Linked DNA regions of Homo sapiens: region 1 is linked to region 2. Evidence: read pairs that join two places in POLR2A ChIA-PET (ENCODE). Cell type or tissue: K562. All regions are shown on one strand. Each heading gives the region's core, and the rest is flanking DNA. Links, peaks and the distances in the headings are about the cores only. Region 1 overlaps USP7-AS1 (USP7 antisense RNA 1). Region 2 has its middle 64 kb from the start of USP7.

Region 1 (11,595 bases), core at 1,457-9,456, 56 kb after region 2:
ACAAGGCTACAGTAACCAAAACAGCATGGTACTGGTACCAAAACAGAGATATAGACCAATGGAATGGAATAGAGCCCTCGGAAATAATACCACACATCTACAACCATCTGCTCTTTGACAAACCTGACAGAAGCAAGAAATGGGGAAAGGATTCCCTAGTTAATAAATGGTGCTGGGAAAATTGGCTAGCCATATGTAAAAGCTGAAACTGGATCTCTTCCTTATACCTTATACAAAAATCAATTCAAGATGGATTAAAGACTTAAACGTTAGACCTAAAACCATAAAAACTCTAGAAGAAAACCTAGGCAATACCACTCAGGCCATAGGCATGGGCAAGGACTTCATGACTAAAACACCAAAAGCAATGGCAACAAAAGCCAAAATTGACAAATGGGATCTAATTAAACTAAAGAGCTTTTGCACAGCAAAACAAACTACTATTGGAGTGAACAGGCAACCTACAGAATGGGAGAAAATTTTTACAATCTACCTATCTGACAAAGGGCTAATATCCAGAATCTACAAAGAACTTAAACAAATTTACAAGAAAAAGTCAAACAACCCCATCAAAAGTGGGTGAAGGATATGAACAGACACTTCTCAAAAGAAGACATTTATGCAGCCAAAAGACACGTGAAAAAATGCTCATCATCACTGGCCATCAGAGAAATGCAAATCAAAACCACAATGAGATACCATCTCACACCAGTTAGAATGGCAATCATTAAAAGTCAGGAAACAACAGGTGCTGGAGAGGATGTGGAGAAATAGGAACGCTTTTACACTGTTGGTGGGACTGTAAACTAGTTCAACCATTGTGGAAGACAGTGTGGTGATTCCTCAAGGATCTAGAACTAGAAATGCCATTTGATCCAGCTATCCCATTACTGGGCATATAGCCAAAGGATTATAAATCATGCTGCTATAAAGACACACGCACACATATGTTTATTGCAGCACTATTCACAATAGCAAAGACTTGGAACCAACCCAAATGTCGATCAATGATAGACTGGATTCAGAAATGTGGCACATATAGACCATGGGATACTATGCAGCCATAAAAAAGGATGAGTTCATGTCCTTTATAGGGACATGGATGAAGCTGGAAACCATCATTCTGGGCAAACTATTGCAAGGACAGAAAACCAAACACCGTGTGTTGTCACTCATAGGTGGGAACTGAACAATGAGAACACATGGATACAGGGTGGGGAACATCACACACCAGGGCCTGCTGGGGGGTGGGGGGAGGGGGGAGGGATAGCATTAGGAGATATACCTAATGTAAATGACAAGTTAACGGGTGCAGCACACCAACATGGCACATGTATACATATGTAACAAACCTGCACGTTGTGAACATGTACCCTAGAACTTAAAGTAAAATTAAAAAAAAAAGAAAAAAAGAAATGTCCGGGGCTGGGCGTGGTGGCTCACGCCTGTAATCCCAGCACTTTGGGAAGCCGAGGCAGGCGGCTCACTTGAGGTCAGGAGTTTGAGACCAGCCTGGCCAACCTGGTGAAACCCCGTCTCTACTAAAGATACAAAAAAAATTAGCCAGGTGTGGTGGTATGCGCCTGTAATCCCTGCTACTTGGGAGGCTGAGGCAGAAGAATCATTTTAACCCAGAAGGCAGAGGTTTCAGTGAGCTGAGATCGCACCACCACACTCCAGCCTGGGTGACAGAGTGAGACTCTGTCTCAAAAAAAAAAAAAAAATTAAAAAATTAAAACAGAAGAAAAAGGAAAGAAAATAAAAACAAAGGTGGAGTCTTCAAAATTACTTTAGCCTGTTCTTTTGTTCTGGGACCGCCTTAAGTAAACCTTTAAGCTATGCAAATGAGGTAAGGAGTCCAGATCCAGCCTTCAGTGAGCCGGGTGGGGAAGGGTGGGTAGGTGGGAGTTGAATTATAAGAAGCTGGAGGCGGAGAAGGCAGGGATCACATCACTTTCTCTTATTTCCTATTTTCCTCTGAACGGGCTCAGAAAGCTCAGGAAGGCCCCAGAGAGCTTGCTTTCCGGAGATTCCCCATGCCGCCGTTAAGACCAATTCGGAAATCGAGGCGTGAGCCAAGCTTCAAGCGTAGCCAGAGGCGCAAATCTCAGCCCCTCCCCAAGGCCCTGAGGTGCCTTCCCCAGGAAGACCCAAGTACCAGCCACCAGTCCCTGTGGCTACTGGCTGAGTTCAGCTGCAGTGATCACAGCACAAAACAAGGTATGTTTTTTAAAATTATATTTTCCAACTTGATTGCTGGCTATAAGAAAACTTCATGGACATAGATAACGCCGTTGATCACCTTAGAGAAAATGTACAGTGCTTTCGATAGCTTGTGTTTCCTCTGGAGGGTTTTAGGCATGACATTTCCAAATCCGTGTTTGGCCTCTTCTGTTGCAGTTGAGCTTGTGTTTTCTCTTCTTGCCTTTCCTGGTGTTCCTTGGAAATGGATTGGATTGATAAAAACGGAGTTGGTTGTTTTTTTTTTATTTGTTTGTTTGTTTGATTTTTGAGATAGGATCTCGCTCTGTCACCCAGGCTGGAGTGCAGTGGTGCCATCTTGGCTCATGCAGCCTCAGCCTCCCGGGCTCAAGCAATCCTCCTACCTCAGCCTCCCGAGTAGCTAGGACTATAGGTGCGCACCACCATGCCCAGCTAATTTTGTTTATTTTTTGCAGAGATGAGGTTTCACTGTGTTGCCTAGCAGAGTCCCCCTCATCTTGGCATCCTACAGTGCTGGGATTATAGGCATAAGCCACAGTACCTGTCTAGGAGTTGGTCTTTTCAGCAACAAGTGGAAGGATGAATTTGGGACACAGGCTAGAGGCAGGGTGGAGAGCAAAGGGTGAGATGTGATCTAGCGCAGCAGGAGTAATGGCTAAAGGACGCCTGCATAGAACAGAGGTTCCGAGATTGGAACAAATGCCAAAATCAAGTAGGATCATAATTACCCTTAAATCCCTTAAATCACCTTTGTAATCTCTTCCAAACTAGAACAGATCACCTCATTGAGTGCTGCTGAATTGACTATTTAGCAATATCATTACATCTCCCCAACAAAGGTCTGCTGGCATTATCAATGTGAGCCACTGCACCCGGCCCACACTGAACATTTTCAATACTCAATGTACAATTCAATGGTTTTCAGTGCATTCACAAAAGTGTGCAACCATCACCACCATCTAATCCCAGAACATTTTTTCTTTTTTTTTTTTTTCCTGAGACAGGGTTTCTTTCACTCCAGTTGCCCAGGCTGGAATGCAGTGGCACAACTTCGGATCACTGCAGCCTTGACCTCCTGGGCCCAAGTGATGCTCCCAGCTGAGCCTCCTGAGTAGCTAGGATTACAGGCGTGTGCCACCACACCAAGCTAACTATTTGTATTTTTAGTAGAGATGGGGATTTCACCATGTTGCCCAAGCTGGTCTTGAACTCCTGGGCTCAAGTGATCTTCGCACCTCAGCCTCCCACCATGCTGGGATTACAGGCGTAAGCCATGACACCCTGTGTCCTCAGAACACTTTCATCATGCCGAAAAGAAACACCATACCGGTGGTGGACGTGGTGGCTCGTGCCTGTAATCCCAGCACTTTGGGAGGCCAAAGGAGGGTGGATCACTTGAGGTCAGGAGTTCAAGACTAGCCTGGCCAACATGGTGAAATCCCGTCTCTACTAAAAACACAAAAATTGGCTGGACATGGTGGTTTGCACCTGTAGTCCCAGCTACTAGGGATGCTGAGGTGGGAGGATCACTTGAACCCAGGAGAGGGAGGTTGCAGTGAGCCGAGATCCTGATAACTGCACTTGAACCTGGGCGACAAATTGAGACTCTGTCTCAAAAACAAACACCGTACCCATTAGCAGTCACTCCCCTTTTTCCCCACTCTTTTCAGCTCCTGGCAAAAGCTAATCTACTTTCTGTTTATAATTTGCGTAACCTGAATATTTCTTATAAGTGGAAGCATATGTGACCTTTTGTGTCTGGCTTTTTCTCTTAGCATAATGTTTTCAAGATTCATCCAAGTTGTAGTATGAATCTAGTTTATTTCATTTTATGGCTGAATAGTATTTTATTTTATGGAAGATATATTTTATTATTACTTTTAGAGGTCGTGTCTGTGCTATGCTGCCCAGGCAGGTCTTGAACTCCTGTCCTTGAGCAATCCACCTCAGCCTCTGGAGTAGCTGGGATTACAGGCAGCTGAGCATAGTGCTCAGCTGTTAGATCACATTTTATTCATCCATTCATTCTTTGATGGACATTTGGGTTGTTTCCACCTTTTGGTGACTGAATAACACTGCTATGTGTGTGTACATGTATTTGTTTGAGTCCCTGTTTTCAGTTCTCTTGGGTATATGCCTAGGAGTGGAATTCCTGGGTCCTATGGTAACTCTTTAGCTTTTGGAGGAACTGGCTTTCACTTTGTAAAAGTTAATGTCGGGCGCAGTGGCTCATGCCTGTAATCCCAGCACTTCGGGAGGATCACGAGATCAGGAGTTCAAGACCAGCCTGGCCAAGATGGTGAAACCCCATCTCTACTAAAAATACAAAAATTAGCCGGGTGTGGTGGCAGGCACCTGGAATCCCAGCTACTCAGGAGGGTGAGGCAGATAACTGTTTGAACCTGGGAGGCAGAGGTTGCAGTGAGCTGAGATCTGAATTCCCGCCACTGCACTCCAAACTGGGCAACAGAGCGAGACTCCGTCTCAAAAAAAAGGGGCTGGTACAGAGTGGATAAGGGAAAACAATGGCTATTTGTATACATTCAGTGGCAGAATATTAAGTTAGGGTTTTCTTTGGATGTGGGTTTTGAAAAACTGATAAGCCTGGGTAAAGACATGATAGGACTCATTAGGAACTCCAGCAGGGAGTTGAAACCTCTTAAAAATAAAAACTAAAAATAACAGCTTTTTTTTTTTTTGAGACAGAGTCTCACTCTGTTGCCCAGGCTGGAGTTCAGTGGTACAATTTTGGCTCACTGCCACCTCCACATTGCAGGTTCAAGCAATTCTCCTGCCTCAGCCTCCTGAGCAGGAGCTGGGACTACAGGCTCCTGCCAGCACACCCGGCTAATTTTTGTATTTTTAGTAGTGACAGGGTTTCACACCATTGGCCAAGCTGGTCTTGAACTCCTGACCTCAGGTATCCACCCGCCTCAGCCTCCCAAAGTGTTGGGATTACAGGTGTGAGCCCCCACCGTGCCAGGCCAATAACAGTTTTATTGAAATATAATTCACCTACTGCACAATTTATCTGTATTAAATGTACAATGCAATGGTTTTTACTATGTTCAGAGAGTTGTACAACCATCACCATAGTCAATTTTAAGACATTGTCATTTCTCCCCCCAAATCCTATACCCATCTGCAGCCACTCCCCATTGCCCACCTCCTGTGAACCGCAGGCAGTTGCTAGTCTGTTTTCTGTCTCTATGGATTTGCTTTTCATGGGCGTTTCATATCAATTAATCATATAATAGTTCTCCTTTTATCTACTTTCTTTCACTTAGCATGGTATTTTCAAGGTTCATCAATGCTGTAGCATGAATCAGTACTTCATTCTTATTTACGGCTGAATAATATTCCATTGTGCTGATAGATCACTCTTGTTGACCCACTCACTTGTTGATGAACACTGGGGTTGTGTTCAGAGTTGACATCTTGGTGTTGCTTCTTACTGGACCAGTTTTGGGGCCATTAGCCTTTTGCTGCCTTAGTGTCCTGTTCTGTAAAATGGGAGTAATAATAGCACCTCTCAAAGGCAGGGCTGGCACTAGCTTTTACAGTGCCCTTGTGCAAGCTAATGGTGCCCCTCTGGGCAGACACCTGCCTCATCCCATGGCCAGGTAAGTAGGTGAAGCCTTTGGTGCCAAAAGCAATGTTGGTTGGGGGTAGTTCCTGGGCTAAACTGAGTCCCACCCCTCTTTAAAATATGTAGTTTTAGGCCGGGCACAGTGGCTCACGCCTGTAATCCCAGCACTTTGGGAGGCCAAGGACGGCGGATCAGGAAGTCAGGATGAGACCATCCTGGCTAATGCAGTGAAACCCTGTCTCCACTAAAAATACAAAAAATTAGAGGCCAGGCATGGTGGCTCATACCTGTAATCCCAGCACTTTGGGAGGCTGAGGTGGGCAGATCACGAGGTCAGGAGATCGAGACCATCCTGGCTAACACGGTGAAACCCCGTCTCTACTAAAAAAAAAAAAATGCAAAAAATTAGCCAGGCATGCTGGCGGGTGCCTGTAGTCCCAGCTACTCGGGAGACTGAGGCAGGAGAAAGGCGTGAACCCGGAAGGCAGAGCTTGCAGTGAGCCGAGATCGCGCCAATGCACTCCAGCCTGGACGACAAAGTGAGACTCTGTCTCGAAAAAAAAAAAAAATTAGCCAGGTGTGGTGGCATGCGCCTGTAGTCCCAGCTACTCGGGGAGGCAGGAGAATCGCTTGAACTCAGGAGGCGGAGGTTGCAGTGACCCAGGATCGCACCACCACTCTCCAGCCGGGGCGACAGAGCAAGAGACTCCGTCTCAAAAAAAAAAAAAAAAAAATGTAGTTTTAAGGCTGGGTATGGTGGCTCGTGCCTGTAGTCCCAGCACTTTGGGAGGCCAAGGCAGGAGGATCACCTAAGGTCAGGAGTTTGAGACCAGCCTGGCCAACATACAATGAAACCCCGTCTCTACTAAAAAAATACAAAAATTAGCTGGGTGTGGTGGTGCACACCGGTAGTTCTAACTACTTGGGAAGCCGAGACAGGAGAATCACTTGAACCCAGGAGACGGAGGTTGCAGTGGGCCGAGATTTGGCCACTGCACTCCAGCCTGGGTGACAGAGCAAGACTCTATCTCTAAAGAAAAGAAAAAAAAAAAGTAGTTTTAAATTTTAGCTTTACAGTTTCCATTTAAAATGCCATTTTCTAGCCAGGAGTGGTATAATCACAGCCTATAATCCCAGCATTTTGGGAGGCTGAGGTAGGAAGAGCACTTAAGGCCAGGAGTTCAAGACCAGCCTGGGCAACAGCAACATAGCAAGATCTTGTTAGTAACAATTTGACTAATTTTCCTAAAAATAAAAATTAAGAAAAGAAAAAGATGACACTGATGCTGGCTGTCCATGTTCTCACTGACTCTCATTGCAACTTCGTCTAAATGTGAGCCAACCCAGTCACTCTACCAAAGCACCTTTGTCGAACTGTTTTCTTAAAAATTTTGGATGGATGTGGTGGCTCACGCCTGTAATCCCAGCACTTTGGGAGGCCGAGGCGGGCGGATCACCTGAGGTTGGGAGTTCGAGACCAGCCTGACCAACATGGAGAAACCCCATCTCTACTAAAAATACTAAATTAGCTGGGCGTGGTGGGGCATGCCTGTAATCCCAGCTACTCCAGAGGCTGAGGCAGGAGAATCGCTTGAACCCGGGGAGGCGGAGGTTGTGGTGAGCCAAGATCGTGCCGTTGTACTCCAGCCTGGGCAACAAGAGTGAAATTCCACCTCAAAAAAAAAAAAAAAAATGAACACGACTCCAACCACTATACACACACCTGGCCAACTGGGAGCAGTCATTTTGGCATAAAGCTTTCATTTGCATTTGGCTGTCTCTCTTCCAAAACCAATCCCAGAAGAATGCTGGTCACATGACTTCGTTTTATTTAGCCACTCTGTGGCAGTCACTTTTGCTATTCATTTAGCCTGAGGCAACAGGGTCCCTATCTCATAATAGGCACTCATCCCAAAAACAGATTTGAGTGAAAGGATGGTGGATTGCGGGGGTCAGGAATTGGAGGCTGGGGTCTCATTCTGTTCTTTTTCTTTTTTTTTTTTTTTTGAGAAGGGGTCTCACTCTGTTGCCCAGGCTAGAGTGCAGTGGCACGATCTTGCCTCACTGCAACCTCTATCTCCCGGGTTCAAGCCATTCTCTTGCCTCAGCCTCCTAAGTAGCTGGGATTACAGGTGCCTGCCACCATACTTGGCTAATATTTTTGTATTTTCAGTAGAGGTGGGGTTTCACTATGTTGGCCAAGCTGGTCTCCAACTCCTGACCTCAGGTGATCTGCCCGCCTCAGTCTCCCAAAATGCTGGGATTACAGGCGTGAGCCACTGTGCCCAGCCTCATTCTGTTCTTAGAACAATGATCTCACAACCTCTGATTTTTTTTCTTTTTTCTTTTCATTTCTTTTTCTTTTTTTTTTTTTTTGAGGTGAAGTCTCTCTCTGTCGCCCAGGCTGAAATGCAGTGGCACAGTCTCAGCTCACTGCAGCCTCCACCTCGCAGGTTCAAGCGATTCTCCTGCCTCAGCCACCCAGGTAGCTGGGACTAAAGGCGTGCACCACCATGCCTGGTTTTTTTGTTTGTGTGTTTGTTGGTTTGTTTTTGAGACAGGGTCTCACTTTGTTACCCTGGCTGGAGTGCAGTAGTGCGATCTTGGCTCACTGCAACTTCCATTCCTGGTTCAAGCGATCCTTCCATCTCAGCCTCCTGAGTAGCTGGGACCACAGGCGCAAGCCACCACACCCATCTAATTTTCTTTTTTTTTTTTCTCCCCCCGAGAAGGAGTTTCGCTCTTGTCGCCCAGGCTGGAGAGCAGTAGCGCCATTTCGGCTCACTGCAACCTCCGCCTCCTGGGTTCAAGCGATTCTCCTGCCTCAGCCTCCCAAGTAGCTGGAATTACAGGTGTGCGCCACCACACCCAGCTGATTTTTGTATTTTTAGTAGAGACGGGGTTTCACCATGTTGGCCAGGCTGGTCTCGACCTCCTGACCTCAGGTGACCCACCCACATCGGCCTCCCAATGTGCTGGGATTACAGGCGTGAGCCACTGTGCCTGGCCACACCCGGCCAATTTTCATGTATTTTTTGGTAGAGACAGGTTTTCATCATGTTACCCAGGCTGTTGTCAAACTCCTGAGCTCAAGCAATCTGCCCACCTCGGCCTCTCAAAGTGCTAGGATTACAGGCGTGAGCGAATGCACTGGCCAACCTGTGGATTTTGAAGCGTTTGATATTTTATGGTTTCAGGTAGACTGTTTTCCCATTTCCCTGATAAGAATCCAGAATTAGAAAAGGTTGGGCTGGGCGTGGTGGCTCACGCCTGTAATCCTAGCACTTTGGGAAGCCGATGTGGGTGGTTCACCAGAGGTCAGGAGTTTGAGATCAGCCTGACCAACATGGTGAAACCCCGTTTCTACCAAAAAGGCAAATATTAGCCAGGTGTGGTGGTGTGCACCTGTAATCCCAGCTACTCAGGAGGCTGAGGCAAGAGAATCGCTTGAACCCAGGAGGCGGAGGTTGCAGTTAGCTGAGATCGTGCCATTGCACTCCAGCCTGGGCTGGACTCTACCTCAAAAAAAAAAAAAAAAAAAGGAAAAAGAAAAGAAAAGAAAAAAGAGAAAAGAAAAGGTTAAGTAAGCTTCCCAAATTCAAGTTTACAGAACCATGTATGGAGCTAGGTTCCACCTGGTTTCTGAATCCTAAAGCCCCTTACTCTCCCACACTGCTTGACCTTGGCTAAGTCCCTTATCTTCTCTAAACCCAAATCCTCATCAGTAACCTTGTGGTATGGGATTAGGTCATCTTTCTAGGTATGGATTATTTAGGAATTTAGTTATCCCGGTGGGGCGGGGGGTGGGGGCAGATGAAGGCGTGGAGAGGGGGAAAGCTGTTAATCCCTTTTCTTCTCTGACACTTCTATTAAATAATTTTAGACCCTGACCAACATAGCTTCAAGGTAGATAAATATTTTGGTTCTCAAGAAGAAAAACCAACCCTCTGTTTATGCCAAGTCATGCCATGGCCCTGGGAGCAGCAAAATATGTTTTGATCCAAGTAATGATAGGGTGGGCCCTCCCTGCCCTTTACTGGCTCTAGCTAATGACAAGTCAGTTTCTCCAGCGGTTCCTGTCTCCCCGGTTTTTCATCTCCTTAGTCCCCGGTTTCTGAACCACGGTAGGGGTCATGAATTTTTTTTTTTTTAATTGGCAGTGATCAAAAATGGTGCCCTCAGTCATCTTCCCCTTCAGAGCCCTTCATGTCCTTTGGAGGCATCTTGGCATTCACCCTCTGAGGAAGCAGGCATTACTCAGCGGATTCACTTCTGCAGAGTCCTTCCACACACACCCCTTCTGTGTGCAAATGGACTTTATAGCCAATGCAGGCACAATTCTACCAGGGGAGGAAGAAAACAGGCCAGCCGAGCCTGCTGGAATAATCCAGTGGGGGCCTTTTTAGTGGGCCTCCAAGGGCACTGGTCTTGCTTTTCTCATAGCTGTGGTGCCCTAGAAATGAACTCTCCCTCCACTATCCACTCCTCAGTGAAAGATGTGGACCAGCCAGGAAGAAGCAAAGAAGTGCTGTTTTATTGACTCCAGAAGAGAGGCCTTCCAAGCGAGCAGGCACTGTCATTCCCAGCCTGTATCCCAGAGGCTCTGAGCTCCTAGCAGGCAGTAAACAGTTGCAGGGGTGAAAGCATTCATTCGGCAAATCGGCAAATCTTCACTGAGCATCCACTGTAAGCTTGGTGCTGTACTGAGGATAGAGCTGTAGACAAGACAATTTCTTCCTCAAGGTGCTTCTAGAAAGAGAGAGAGATATTGTGTGTTTTTTGTTTTTTGTTTTTTGTTTTTTTTTGACACAGAGTCTCGTTCTATAGCCCAGGCTGGAGTGCAGTGGTGCAATCTCGGTTCACTGCAACCTCCACCTCCCAGGTTCAAGCGATTCTCATGCTTCAGCCTCCTGAGTAGCTGGGATTACAGGCGCGCTACCATGCCCGGCTAATTTTTGTATTTCTAGTAGAGACGTGGTTTCACCATGTTGGTCATGCTAGTCTCGAACTCCTGACCTCATGATCCGCCCGCCTCAGCCTCCCAAAGTGCTGGGATTACAGGCGTGAATCACCGTGCCCGGCCAGATTGGTTTTGAACTCAGTGATGAGGATAAGGTTGGCCAATGTGAACTGACAGCCATATACATAACTTTCTGCCACCTCTTCCTCTGCCAGAAAGGCACTTTCTTCCCTCCTCCAAGCTTCCAGAATACTAGAGAGAAGGACTCTTTTGCATCTGAGCGCTGTTGATTAGCATTTGTGAGAATCTGTGTGAATAACAATACCTCTTCTTCAGATTCTGGGGGTGACCCAAGGGATTCCTTTGAAGTGACTGGGCTCTCCCCTGCTCACCTCTGTGGTCTGGCAGGAAATATACTGGTGAAAAACCTTCAAGCGTACGAAATGCTGGTGAGGGGGATCCAGTCACGCTTGAATCATATGTTCATTCAACCAGTTGACTAATGATTGATTAATTGATTGGCTGATTGAGATCGGGTTTCCCTATGTTGCCCAGGCTGGTCTCCAACTCCTGGGCTCAAGTGATTGATCCTCCCGCCTCAATCTCCCAAAGTGCTGGCATAAGGGGTGTAAGCCACTGTGCCTGGCCCATTCAACCAATATTTATTTATGTATTTATTTATTTTAGATGGAATCTCCCTCTATTGCCCAGGCTGGAGTGCAGGGGTGTGATTAGCTGACTGCAGCCTCCACCTCCTGGCTTCAAGCAATTCTCCTGCCTCAGCCTCCTGAGTAGCTAGGATTACCAGCGTATGCCACCATGC
Region 2 (11,595 bases), core at 1,383-9,382:
TCCAGGTCACGCTGATGCAAGAAGTGGGTTCCCATGGTCTTGGGCAGCTCCGCCCCTGTGGCTTTGCGGGTACAGCCTCCCTCCCAGCTGCTTTCACGGGCTGGCGTTGAGAGCCTGCAGCTTTTCCAGGTGCGTGGTGCATGGTGGATCTACCATTCTGGGGTCTGGAGGACGATGGCTCTCTTCTCATAGCTCCACTAGACAGTGCCCCAGTGGGAGCTCTGTGTGGGGGCTTCAACCCCACATTTCCCTTCTGCACTGCCCTAGTGAAGTCATCCCTGAGACCTGAGAATTCTGGACCCTGTGGCCACCACAGGAGCCCATGCATTGGCTTCCTTTTTTGTTTTTTGTTTTTTTGGGTTTTTTTGACAGAGTTTTGCTCTGTCACCCGGGCTGGAGTGCAGTGGGGCAGTCTCGGCTCACTGCAACCTCTGCCTGTTGGGTTCAAGTGATTCTTGTGTCTCAGCCTCCCAAGTAACTGGGACTACAGGTAACCACCACCACCACCACCATGCCCAGCTTGTTTTTCGTTTTTGTTTTTTATTGTTTTTTTTTTTTTGAGATGGAGTTTCACTCTGTTGCCCAGGCTGGAGTGCAATGGCGCAATCTCGGCTCACCGCAACCTCCACCTCCCAGGTTCAAGCGATTCTCCTGCCTCAGCCTCCCAGGTAGATGGGATTACAGGCAGGCACCACCACGCCCGGCTAATTTTGTATTTTTAGTAGACATGGGGTTTCTTCATGTTGGTCAGGCGGGTCACAAGCTCTTAACCTCAGGTGATCCGCCTGCCTCAGGCTCCCAAAATGCTGGGATTACAGGCGTGAGCCAGCACACCTGGCCATTAATCCTTTTTTAATTAAGTTTTGCATACGATGTGAAGTAGGGATCCAACATCATTTCTTCTAATGTGGATATTCAGTTTCCCTAATACTGGCCTGTTGGTTTAACTGGTGGTTCCCCTCCTTATGTTGTAGTGTCTATGTGAATTCATTAGGTGGAAGTGCCTTTTTCAGAATTGGGATGGGAGGTGGAGATTGCAGTGAGCCGAGATCGTGCCATTGCACTCCAGCCTAGGCAACAAGAGCGAAACTCTGTCTCAAAAAAAAAAAAAGGATTGATGACCCAGACATAAGAACTAAAAACATAAAGCTCTTTTTTTGTTCTTGGGTTTTTTTGTTTTGTTTTGTTTTTTCTTGAGACAGAGTTTCGCTCTGTCGCCCAGGCTGGAGTGCAATGGCGCCATCTCTGCTCACTGCAACCTCCACCTCCCAGGTTCATGTGATTCTCATGCCTCGACCTCCCAAGCAGCTGGGATTACAGGTGCGCACAACCACATCCAGCTGTTTTTTGTTTTTTTAGTAGAGACGGTGTTTCACCACGTTGCCCAGGCTGGTTTTGAACTCCTGACCACAGGTGATCCACCTGACTCAGCCTCCCACAGTACTGGGATTACAGGCGTGAGCCTCCACGCCCAGCCAAAAACATAAAGCTCTTAAAAGAAAGTATAGACATCGGCCGGGTGCAGTGGCTCACGCCTGTAATCCCAACACTTTGGGAAGCCGAGGCAGGTGGATCATTTGAAGTCAGGAGTTTGAGACCAGCCTGACCAACATGATGAAACCCCATCTCTACTAAAAATACAAAAACTAGTTGGGTGTGGTGGTGTGCACCTGTAATCCCAGCTGCTCAGGAGGCTGAGGCAGGAGAATCGCTTCAACCCGGGAGGTGGAGGCTGCAGTGAGCCAAGATAGCGCCACTGCGCTCCAGCCTGGGCGACAGAGCGAGACGATGTCTAAAAAAAAAAAAAAAAAGAAAAGAAAAAAGAATTCTTACAAGTCAACAACAAAAAGACAAACTATCTGATTTTAAAATGGTCAACAGTTGAAGAGACATTTCTCCAAGGAAAGTATACACATCTTCAACAAAGCACATGAAAATATGCTCAACATCAGTAGCCATTAGGGAAATGCAAATCTAAACCACAATGAGATACTGCTTCACACCCACTAGAATGGTAATAATTTTAAAAATGGAAAATAGCAAGTGTGGGTGAGGATATGGACACATTTAGAACCCTCGTGCATTGCTAGTGAGAATGTAAATGGTGCAGCTGCCGTGGAAAAGTTTGGCAGGTCCTCCAAAAGTTAAACATAGAGTTACCATATGACCCGGCAATTCCACTCCTAGGTACATACCCAAAAGATTGAAAATAGGTCTTCAAACAAAAACTTGTATATGAATGTTCATAGTAGCAGTATTAATGATAGTGGATAAAAGTGGAAACAATCTTTATGTCCATCAATGGATGAATGAATAAACAAACTGTGATATACCTGTACAATGGATCATTATTCTGACATAGAAATGAGCTACTGCCAGGCACGGTGGCTCACACCTGTAATCCCAGCACTTTGGGAGGCCAAGGCGGGCGGATCATCTGAGCTCAGGAGTTCAAGACCAGCCTGGCCAACATGGCGAAACCCTGTCTCTACTAAAAAATACAAAAATTAGCCGGGCATGGTGGTGCAAGCCTGTAGTCGCAGGAAGTAGCCAGACATGAAAGGTCACATATTGTGTGATTCCATTTGACACTTTCAAAATAGGCAAATCCATAGAGATAGAAAACACAGCCAGGCGCAGTGGCTCACGCCTGTAATCCCAGCACTTTGGGAGGCCGAGGCAGGTGGATCATGAGGTCAGGAGTTCAAGACCAGCCTGGCCAAGATGGTGGAGACCCCTCTCTACTAAAAATACAAAATATTAGCCAAGCACGGTGGCAGGTGCCTGTAATCCCAGCTACTCGGGAAGCTGAGGCTGGAGAATCGCTTGAACCCGGAATGGGGGGCGGGGGGGGTGTTGCAGAGGTTGCAGCAAGCCTAGATGGTGCCACTTCTCTCCAGCCTGGGCGACAGAGTGAGACTCTGTCCCAAAAACAACAACAAAAGAAAAACAGATTGGTGGTTGTCAGGGACTTGGAAGAGGAGGGAATGGGGAGAAATCGCTTAATAAGAGTTTTCTTCTGAGATGAAGAAAATGTTTTGGAGAGATATTAGAAATATTAGGTATCTCTAGATAAAGAGATACCTCAGCCAGGTAAAATGACTCACATTTGTAACCCCGGTACATTGGAAGGCCGGGCAGACAAATCCCTTGAGCCCAGGAGATAGAGAGCAGCCTGGGTAACATAGTGAGACCCCATTCCTACAAGAAATTTTATTTTATTTTATTTTATTTATTTATTTATTTTTTTTTTTTGAGAGGGAGTTTTGCTTTTGTTGCACAGGCCTAGAGTGCAGCGGTGCAATCATGGCTCACTGCAACCTCTGCCTCCCGGGTTCAAGCAATTCTCCTGCCTCAGCCTCCCGAATAGCTGGGATTACAGGCGTGTGCCACCACACCTGGCTAATTTTTTTTGTATTTTTAGTGGAGACGGGGTTTCACCATCTTGGTCAGATTGGTCTCCAACTCCTGACCTCAGATGACCCACCTCCCTTGGCTTTCCAAAGTTGCTGGGATTACAGGTGTGAGACACCACACCAGTCCCTACAAGAAATTTTAAAACTTAGGCATAGAGGCAGGCACCTGTGAGCCCAGTCACCTGGGAGGCTGAGGCAGGAGGATTGCTTGAGCCCAGGAAGTGAATGTGGCAGTGAGCTAGGATGGCACCGCTGCACTCAAGCCTGGGCAACAGAGCCAGATCCTGTCTCGAAAAAAAGAGAGAGAGAGAGATCTCTAGATAGAGGTGGTGGTTGCACAACATGATGACATGCTAAATGCCACTGAATTGAGACGGTTAATTTTATGTGATACAAATTTAATTTTCACAAAAAAAGAAGGAAAAACATTTTACTATATAAAGAAAAAGAAAAAGATAGGGAGGCCCCAGGTAGGTAAGTACTTAGAAAGCTAGGTAGACAAGGCCAGGTGCAGTTCACCTGATGTCGGGAGTTCGAAACCAGCCTGATCACATGGAGAAACCCCATCTCTACTAAAAATACAAAATTAGCCAGGTGTGGTGGCGCATGCCTGTCATCTCAATTACTGAGGAGGCTGAGGCAGGAGAATCGCTTGAACTCAGGAGGCAGAGGTTGCAGTGAGCTGAGATCACGCTATTGCACTCCAGCCTGGGCAACAAGAGCGAAACTCTGTCTCAAAAAAAAAAAAAAAAATCGAAAAAAAAAATAAAGCTAGGTAGACAAACGATGTGACCAATTGATTAGGCACAAATGTTACCCTCTTCCTATTATCCCCTTTCCAGAACTTCAACCCAACACCCAACATAGAACCTGACACCTAAATTCAAAAAGTCTATGGCCAGGCAAGGTGGCTCATGCCTGTAATCCCAGCACTTTGGGAGGCGGAGGCAGGCAGATCACTTGAGGTCCAGAGTTCAAGACCAGCCTGGCCAAGATGGTGAAACCTCGTCTCTACTAAAAATACAAAAATTGACCGGGCGTGGTGGCTCATGCCTGTAATCTCAGCACTTTGGGAGGCCGAGGCAGGCGTATCGCCTGAGGTCAGGAGTTCTCCACCAGCGTGGCCAACATGGTGAAACCTCGTCTCAACTAAAAATACAAAAAAATTAGCTGGGCGTGGTGGCAGGCGCCTATAATCCCAGCTCCTCAGGGGGCCGAGACAGGAAAATCTCTTGAACTCAGGAGGCGGAGGTTGCAGTGAGCCGAGATGGCGCCATCGCATTCCAGCCTGAGGGACAAGAGTGAGACGGATCTCAAAAAAAAAAAAAAAAAGAAAAAGAAAAATACAAAAATTAACCGGGCGTGCCTGTCACAGCTACTCGGGAGGCTGAGGCAGGAGGATCGCTTGAACCCGTGAGACGGAGGTTGCAGTGAGCCGAGACTGCACCATTGCACTCCAACCTGGGCAACAGAGTGAGACTCTGTCTCAAAAATAAATAAATACATAAATAAATAAAAATAATAATAAAGGAAAGAGAATTACAAACTAAAGGTCTGAAAATCAGAATTTAGCCCAGAAATGTATTTTTGTTTGGCTGGCAAAATGCTTTATTTAAAAAATTGAGTCACCATTTAAAACTCAACAAACATCAACTGCAGATTTCCAATATCTCTTGAAAATTGCTAAAATGGGTGGGGCTGGTGGCTCATGCCTGTAATCCCAGCACTTTGGGAGGCAGAGGCAGGAGGATCACTTGAGCTCAGGAGTTTGAGATCAGCCTGGGCAACATAGAAAGACCCCGTCAATTTTTAAAAAATTAATAAAAAGACAAATGAAAATTTCTGGCCAGGCACAGTGGCTCATGCCTCTAATCCCAGCACTTTGGGAGGTCGAGGAGGGTGGATCAGTTGAGGTCAGGAGTTCGAGACCAGCTTGGCCAACCTGGTGAAACCCCATCTCTACAAAAAAATACCCAAAAAATTAGCTGGGCATGGGAGGCGGAGCTTGCAGTGAGCTGAGATCGCGCCACTGCACTCCAGCCTGGGCAACAGAGCAAGACTCCGTCTCAAAAAAAAAAAAAAAAAAAAAAAAAAGATTAGCCGGGCATGGTGGCAGGCCCCTATAATCTTAGCTACTCAGGAGGCTGAGGCAGGAGAATCGGTCGAAGCCTGGAGGAGGAGGATCTCAGCTCACTAGCCGAGATCGTACCACTGCACTCCAGCCTGGGGTGACAAAGCAAGACTCCATCTCAAAAAAAAAAAAAAAATTTCTAAGATGTGGCAACACTGTGCCCACACCTCCCCTGGCAACAAGCAGCCAGAATTCAACAGGAGCCGCCTCTTTAGAAAGGGCATGCAACCCTAGTTCGCCACAGTCTCCACCCCTCTCTACTGTTGCCCAGGGATGAGGCTGAAATTAGAATTTCAAATGGATTACCTTTACATTTGAACTGCTGTTTTTCTTTCAGCAAAGCAGTATTTCTCAGTATCCACTATTTCTCAGTATCAGAATTGAGAAAGAAAGGTGGAAGGCATTTTGGCATTTGAAGAGTAACCCGAAGTACTGTATTATGCAAAGAAAGATTACTCGAGGCTCCCGGGCATTTAGTTCCGGGAACATAACTTTTTGAACTTTAGATTCTTGCTGAAACCTGTCAGAAGCTGACAAGACAAGGAGGGAGGGGGCTGAGTGTAGGGGAAGGTGGAGAGAACAGGAGTTTCTAGAATTCAGTTTGCGGCGTCCTCGCTACAATCTCAGCTGTTAAGGAAAGAAAGTGAATTCCTTGAGGCTCTGGGAAATTGGAGATGGACAAACTGCTGTTTTCTTATGGTTCCTGAATGGGGCTATGGTTTTTGGCATACGCTAATTATATGAGACAAGAGAAGGAATTTTTCAGCACTATGTGTTAAAAGGTGACTACAGCCATGTGCCACATAAGGACGTTTCAGTCAACGATAGACTGCAAATACAACGGTGGGCCTATAAGATTATAATATCAGGCCGGGTGCGGTGGCTCACGCCTGTAATCCCAGCACTTTCGGAGGCCGTGGGGGGCAGATCACGAGTTCAGGAGATGGAGAACATCCTGGCTAACACAGTGAAACCCTGTCTCTACTAAAAATACAAAAAAATCAGCCGGGCGTGGTGGCGGGCGCCTGTAGTCCCAGCTACTCGGGAGGCTGAGGCAGGAGAATGGCATGAACCTGGGAGGCAGAGCTTGCAGTGAGCCGAGATAGCGCCACTGCACTCCAGCCTGGGCAACAGAGCAAGACTCTGTCTCAAAAAAAAAAAAAAAAAAGAGATGATAATATCAGGTTTTGGCCGGGCTCGGTGGCTCATGCCTGTAATTCCAGCACTTTTGGAGACTGAGGAGGGCAGATCACTTGAGGTCAGGAGTTTGAGACAAGCCTGGCCAACATGGTGAAATGCCGTGTCTACCAAAAATACAACAAATTAGCCAAGCACGGTGGTAGATGCCTGTAATCCCATCTACTTGGGAGGCTAAGGCAGGAGAATCGGTTGAACCCGGGAGGCGGAGGCTGCAGTCAGCCAAGAGTGCACCATTGTACTACAGCCTGGGTGACAGAGTGAGACTCCATCTCAAAATAATAATAATAATAACAATAAATAAATAATAATAGCAGGTTTTTACTGTACCTTTTCTATGTTTAGATAATCAACTACTTCCCACTGCATTACAAATGCCTTTCAGCACAGTAACATGCAGTATAGGTTTGTAGCATTGGAGTAATAGGCTAGACCTATATCCTAGCTGTGTAGTAGGCTAGACCATCTAGGTTTGTGCAAGTGCACTCTGTGATGCTCCCCCAATGACAAAATTGCCTAAGGACTCCTTTCTCAGCACATGCCCCGTTGTTAAGCGACGCGTGACTGTATTTGACTAAATGCATTTTTTGCTCTTCCATAAGTAGTGTGTTACCACTCTTAAGAATGACTAGGCCAGTCGCAGTGGCTCATGCCTGTAATCCCAGCAATTTGGGAGGCTGAGGCAGGTGCATCATTTGAGGTCAGGAGTTCAAGACCAGCCTGGCCAACATAGAGAGACCCCCATCTCTACTAAAAAAAAATACAAAAATTAGCCACGTGTGGTGGTGTGTGCCTGTAATCCCAGCTATTCAGGAGGCTGAGGCAGGAGACTCGCTTGAACCTGGGAGACGGAGGCTGCAGTGAGCGGAGATTGTGCCACTGCACTACAGCCTGGGCGACGGAGCGAGACTCCACCTCAAAAAAAAAAAAAAAAAAAAAAAAAAGGAATTACTGGACTGTGGCTCACACATGTAATCACAACACTTTGGGAGGCCAAGGCAGGCAGATCATTTGAGTCTAGGAGTTTGAGACCAGCCTGGGTGACATGGCGAAACCCCATCTCTACAAAAAATACAAAAAATTAGCTGGGAGTGGTGAGACATGCCTATATTCCCAGCTACTCAGGAGGCTGAGGTGGGAGGATAGCTTGAGCCTGGGAGGTCGAGGCTTGCAGTGAGTTGTGATCACACCACCGCACTCCAGCCTGGGCAACAGAGAGAGACCCCGTCTCAACAACAAAAAAAGAATTATTGGCCGGGCGCGGTGGCTCATGCCTGTAATCCCAGCACTTTGGGAGGCCGAGGTGGGTGGATCACGAGGTCAGGAGATCGAGACCATCCTGGCTAACACGGTGAAACCCCATCTCTACTAAAAATACAAAAAAAAAAAAAAAAAAAATAGCCGGGCTTGGTGGTGGGCACCTGTAGTCCCAGCTACTCTGGAGGCTGAGGCAGGAGAATGGCGTGAACCTGGGAGTTGGAGCTTGCAGTGAGCGGAGATCGCGCCACTGCACTCCAGCCTGGGAGACAGAGCGAGACTCCATCTCAAAAAAAAAAAAAAAAAGAATTATTAAATGGAAAGGCATTTTTTTAAAGATATGACCAAAGAGTGAATAAGGAAGATGGGATTATTGTTGATGCACTTCTCTAGGTAATGCGTTCAGGGATTTTCCATCTGCTGAGTATTCTCTCTGTATCTCCTCTTCCTGTCTCTGAATTCAAACATTCATTGCCTCTGGGGAGATGTGTAGCAAGGGATCCTGTATCACACAGAAATAATCTTTTGAGCTTTTGTTTTCAAAAGTCTAAAGCACATTATATGCAATCGTATCCAGGCTGTATCATTAAGTAAAGTATGATGCAGAACAGCTTGTTTCATTTGCTAAAGTTCATGTGGAGGATAAAAAGAAAACTGTGGAGCCCCTGGACCCAAAGGGCTTTTTGGATAAATGTTTTTGTTGTTGCTGTTGCTGTTGTTGTTTTGGTTTTGTTTTGTTGAGACAGGGTCTCATTCTGTTGCCCAGGCTGGAGTGCAGTGGTGCCATCTCTGCTCACTGCAGCCTCCACCTCCCAGGTTCAAGCGATTCTCCTGCCTCAGCCTCCCAAGTAGCTGGGACTACAGATGCACACCACTACGCCCGGGTAATTTTGTATTTTTAGTAGAGATGGAGTTTCTCCATGTTTGTCAGGCTGGTCTCGAACTCCCAACCTCAGGTGATCCACCCGCCTTGGCCTCCCAAAGTGCTGGACCTACAGGTGTGAGCCACTGCGCCTGGCCAACTGAGGTTTTTTTGCAAGTGTAATTATGAGGTCGGGTGTGGTGGCTCACGCCTGTAATCCCAGCTACTATATATTATAGACAGTATCTATATAATCCTTAATACACTTAGCATATAGTTGGCATATAGTAGTACACATTAAGGCTATGATTAATTATATGAGGTCAGTATTATAGACCCTATTTTACAGTAAAGGAAAATACATCGTTCAGAAAACACAGTGAACTTTTTAAGGTCACCCTGCAAATAAGTGGCAAAGCAAAGATTTTAATTTAGGATTATTGGCCTACAAAGGCCACACAACCTGTAGTGTGCTAGTAAATGTTTAAAACCAGCCTTCCAGGTATAGTTTGGATAAATTTGGCTGATATTTAAATTTATATTAACAAGTGAGACGAAAGTGAAATGAAACAATGATAGTGTATATTGGAACTTTGCTTTTTCTTTTTTCTTCTCTTTTTTTTTTTTTTTTTTTTGAGACAGGGTCTTGATCTGTCACCAGGCTGGAGTGCAGTGGCATAATCTCAGCTCACTGCAGCCTCAACCTCCTGGGCTCAAGTGATTCTCCCACCTCAGTCTAAAGAGTAACTGGGACTACAGGCACACACCACCATGTCCAGCTAATTTTTGTATTCTTTTTTAGAGACAGGGTTTTGTCACGTTGTCTAGACTGGTCTTGAACTCCTGGGCTCAAGGGGTTCACCTGCCTTGGCCTCCCAAAGTGCTGGGATTACAGGTGTGAGCCACTGCATTCAGCGAACTTTGCTCATTTGTCAATGTGACCAACATGTTTGTTGAATTGGATCTTGAATATTGCAAGATTTTTCTCCATTTGTTGTACTATTCACAATGGAATGGTTACAGATATGATACGCTTTGAGTTTGACCTGCCTTATTAACATTCTCTCAGGCCGGGCGTGGTGGCTCACTCCTGTTATCCCAGCACTTTGGGAGGCCGAGGCGGGTGGATCACCTGAGGTCAGGAGTTCAAGACCAGCCCGGTCAACATGGTGAAACCCCATCTCTACTAAAAATTAGCCGGTATGGCAGCACGTGCCTGTAATCCCAGCTATGTGGGAGGCTGAGGCAGGAGAATCGCTTGAACCCAGGAGGTGGTAGTTGCAGTGAGCTGAGATACTGGTATTGCACTCCAGCCTAGGCAGTAGAGTGAGGCTCCGTCTAAAAAAAAAAAAAAAAAGTCTATCACTTTCTCAAACCCGGACAATCAACTCAACAAATAAAGCCAGGGTTTGTAGTATCTGCTGATGGCTCTTTTGTAAATACTCCCACTATGGTTGATTTTTTTTTTTTTTTTTTTCATAAACAGGGTCTTACTCTATCACTCAGGCTGGAATACAGTGGTCGCTATATTGCCCAGACCTGCCTTGAACTCCTGGCCTCAAGCGATGGTCCAGCCTCGGCCCCCAAAGCACTGAGATTACAGATGTGAGTCGCCGTGCCTTATAGGCAGCCCTAGGTTAGTTATATCGACCTGGCAGTCTGATTCCTGTGCCCAGTTACTACTATATATAGACCACAAACTGAACTGTGCAAGCACATCACTTTCTTAGATTTCTAGAGTTCAAGTTCATTTCTTTCTTTCTTTCTCTTTCTTTTTTTTTTTTTTTTTTTTGTGAGACAAAGTCTTGCTCTGTTGCCCAGGCTAGAGTGCAGTGGCACAACCTTGGCTTACTGCAACCTCCACCTCCTGGGTTCAAGCAATTCTCCTGCCTCAGCCTCCTGAGTAGCTGGGACTACAGGCGTGTGCCACCACGCCCAGCTAGTTTTTATATTTTTAGTAGAGACGGGGTTTTGCCATGTTGGCCAGGATGGTCTTGAACTCCTAACCTCAGGTGATCCCCCTGCCTCAGCCTCCCAAATTGCTGGGATTAAAGGCGTAAGCCACTGCACCAGACTCAAGTTCATTTCTATTTGAGCCATCGTTGAGCTAGGCCAAACTCAAGCCCAAGCCCAAGTCCTTCCTGGTACTCCCACCCCTCTCCACACCTGAGCTACGGTCCTGGAGGGTGGCATGGTACCAAAGTGCCCCTCTGTCATTTATCAACACAGGTTGCCATGGAGACATCCACCATCTTGGTGCATGTGGCCTTTTAGGTTCTAGAATTCTCTGCTGATTCTATGTCCTACTCAGGGCTCCAGGAACCCTGGGTTCAGTCTTAGCTCTGCCATTTACAAGTCCCTTCACCTCTCTCTCTGAGTCTTTGCCTCCTCACCTGTAAAAGGGGGATGAAAGAAGCTGTGGTCAAATTAGCCAGGCATGGTGGTGCTTGCCTGTAATCCCAGCTACTTGGGAGGCTGAGGCAGGAGAATCACTTGCACCTGGGAGGCAGAGGTTGCAGGGGAGCCGAGATCACGCCACTGCACTCCAGCCTGGGTGACAGAGCAAAACTCTGTAAAAAAAAATAAATAAATAAAAACAACAACAAGTAATATTTGAGTAGTGTAGAGAGTGAGAAGTCTCCCTCCTTCGCCTGTCTCTCTTCCCCAGTTTCTCAGCCCAGTTGCCAACATTGTTACTGGTTCCTTTTGTCCTTCCAGAAAGCATCTACATA

The links. ChIA-PET counts read pairs that join two places held together with the same protein. Peaks named below come from ENCODE experiments on the same cell type or tissue, not always from the same donor. Only the 100,000 strongest peaks of a DNase experiment are listed, where the experiment ranks them.
Region 1: POLR2A ChIA-PET joins it to region 2 with 6 read pairs; 6 of 35 experiments call an interaction of 5 or more read pairs at or near these places.

The regions. Positions count from the first base shown.
Region 1 is chr16:8,965,719-8,977,313 of GRCh38, reverse strand. It overlaps USP7-AS1 (USP7 antisense RNA 1), which reads right to left. Exons shown (of 2, transcript NR_184341.1): 2 at 10,324-10,561. Among named protein-coding and RNA genes, the nearest start is that of USP7, 7.6 kb to the right of the region's middle. RefSeq lists enhancers at 9,935-10,556, 10,557-11,180, 11,181-11,595 and a silencer at 10,968-11,262. In K562, for the core only: no CTCF peak of the experiment used is centred there; no DNase peak of the experiment used is centred there; H3K27me3 peaks cover 2,136 bases.
Region 2 is chr16:9,021,741-9,033,335 of GRCh38, reverse strand. No RefSeq gene overlaps it. Among named protein-coding and RNA genes, the nearest start is that of USP7, 64 kb to the right of the region's middle. RefSeq lists an enhancer at 6,375-6,874. In K562, for the core only: no CTCF peak of the experiment used is centred there; a DNase peak (open chromatin) is centred at 6,085.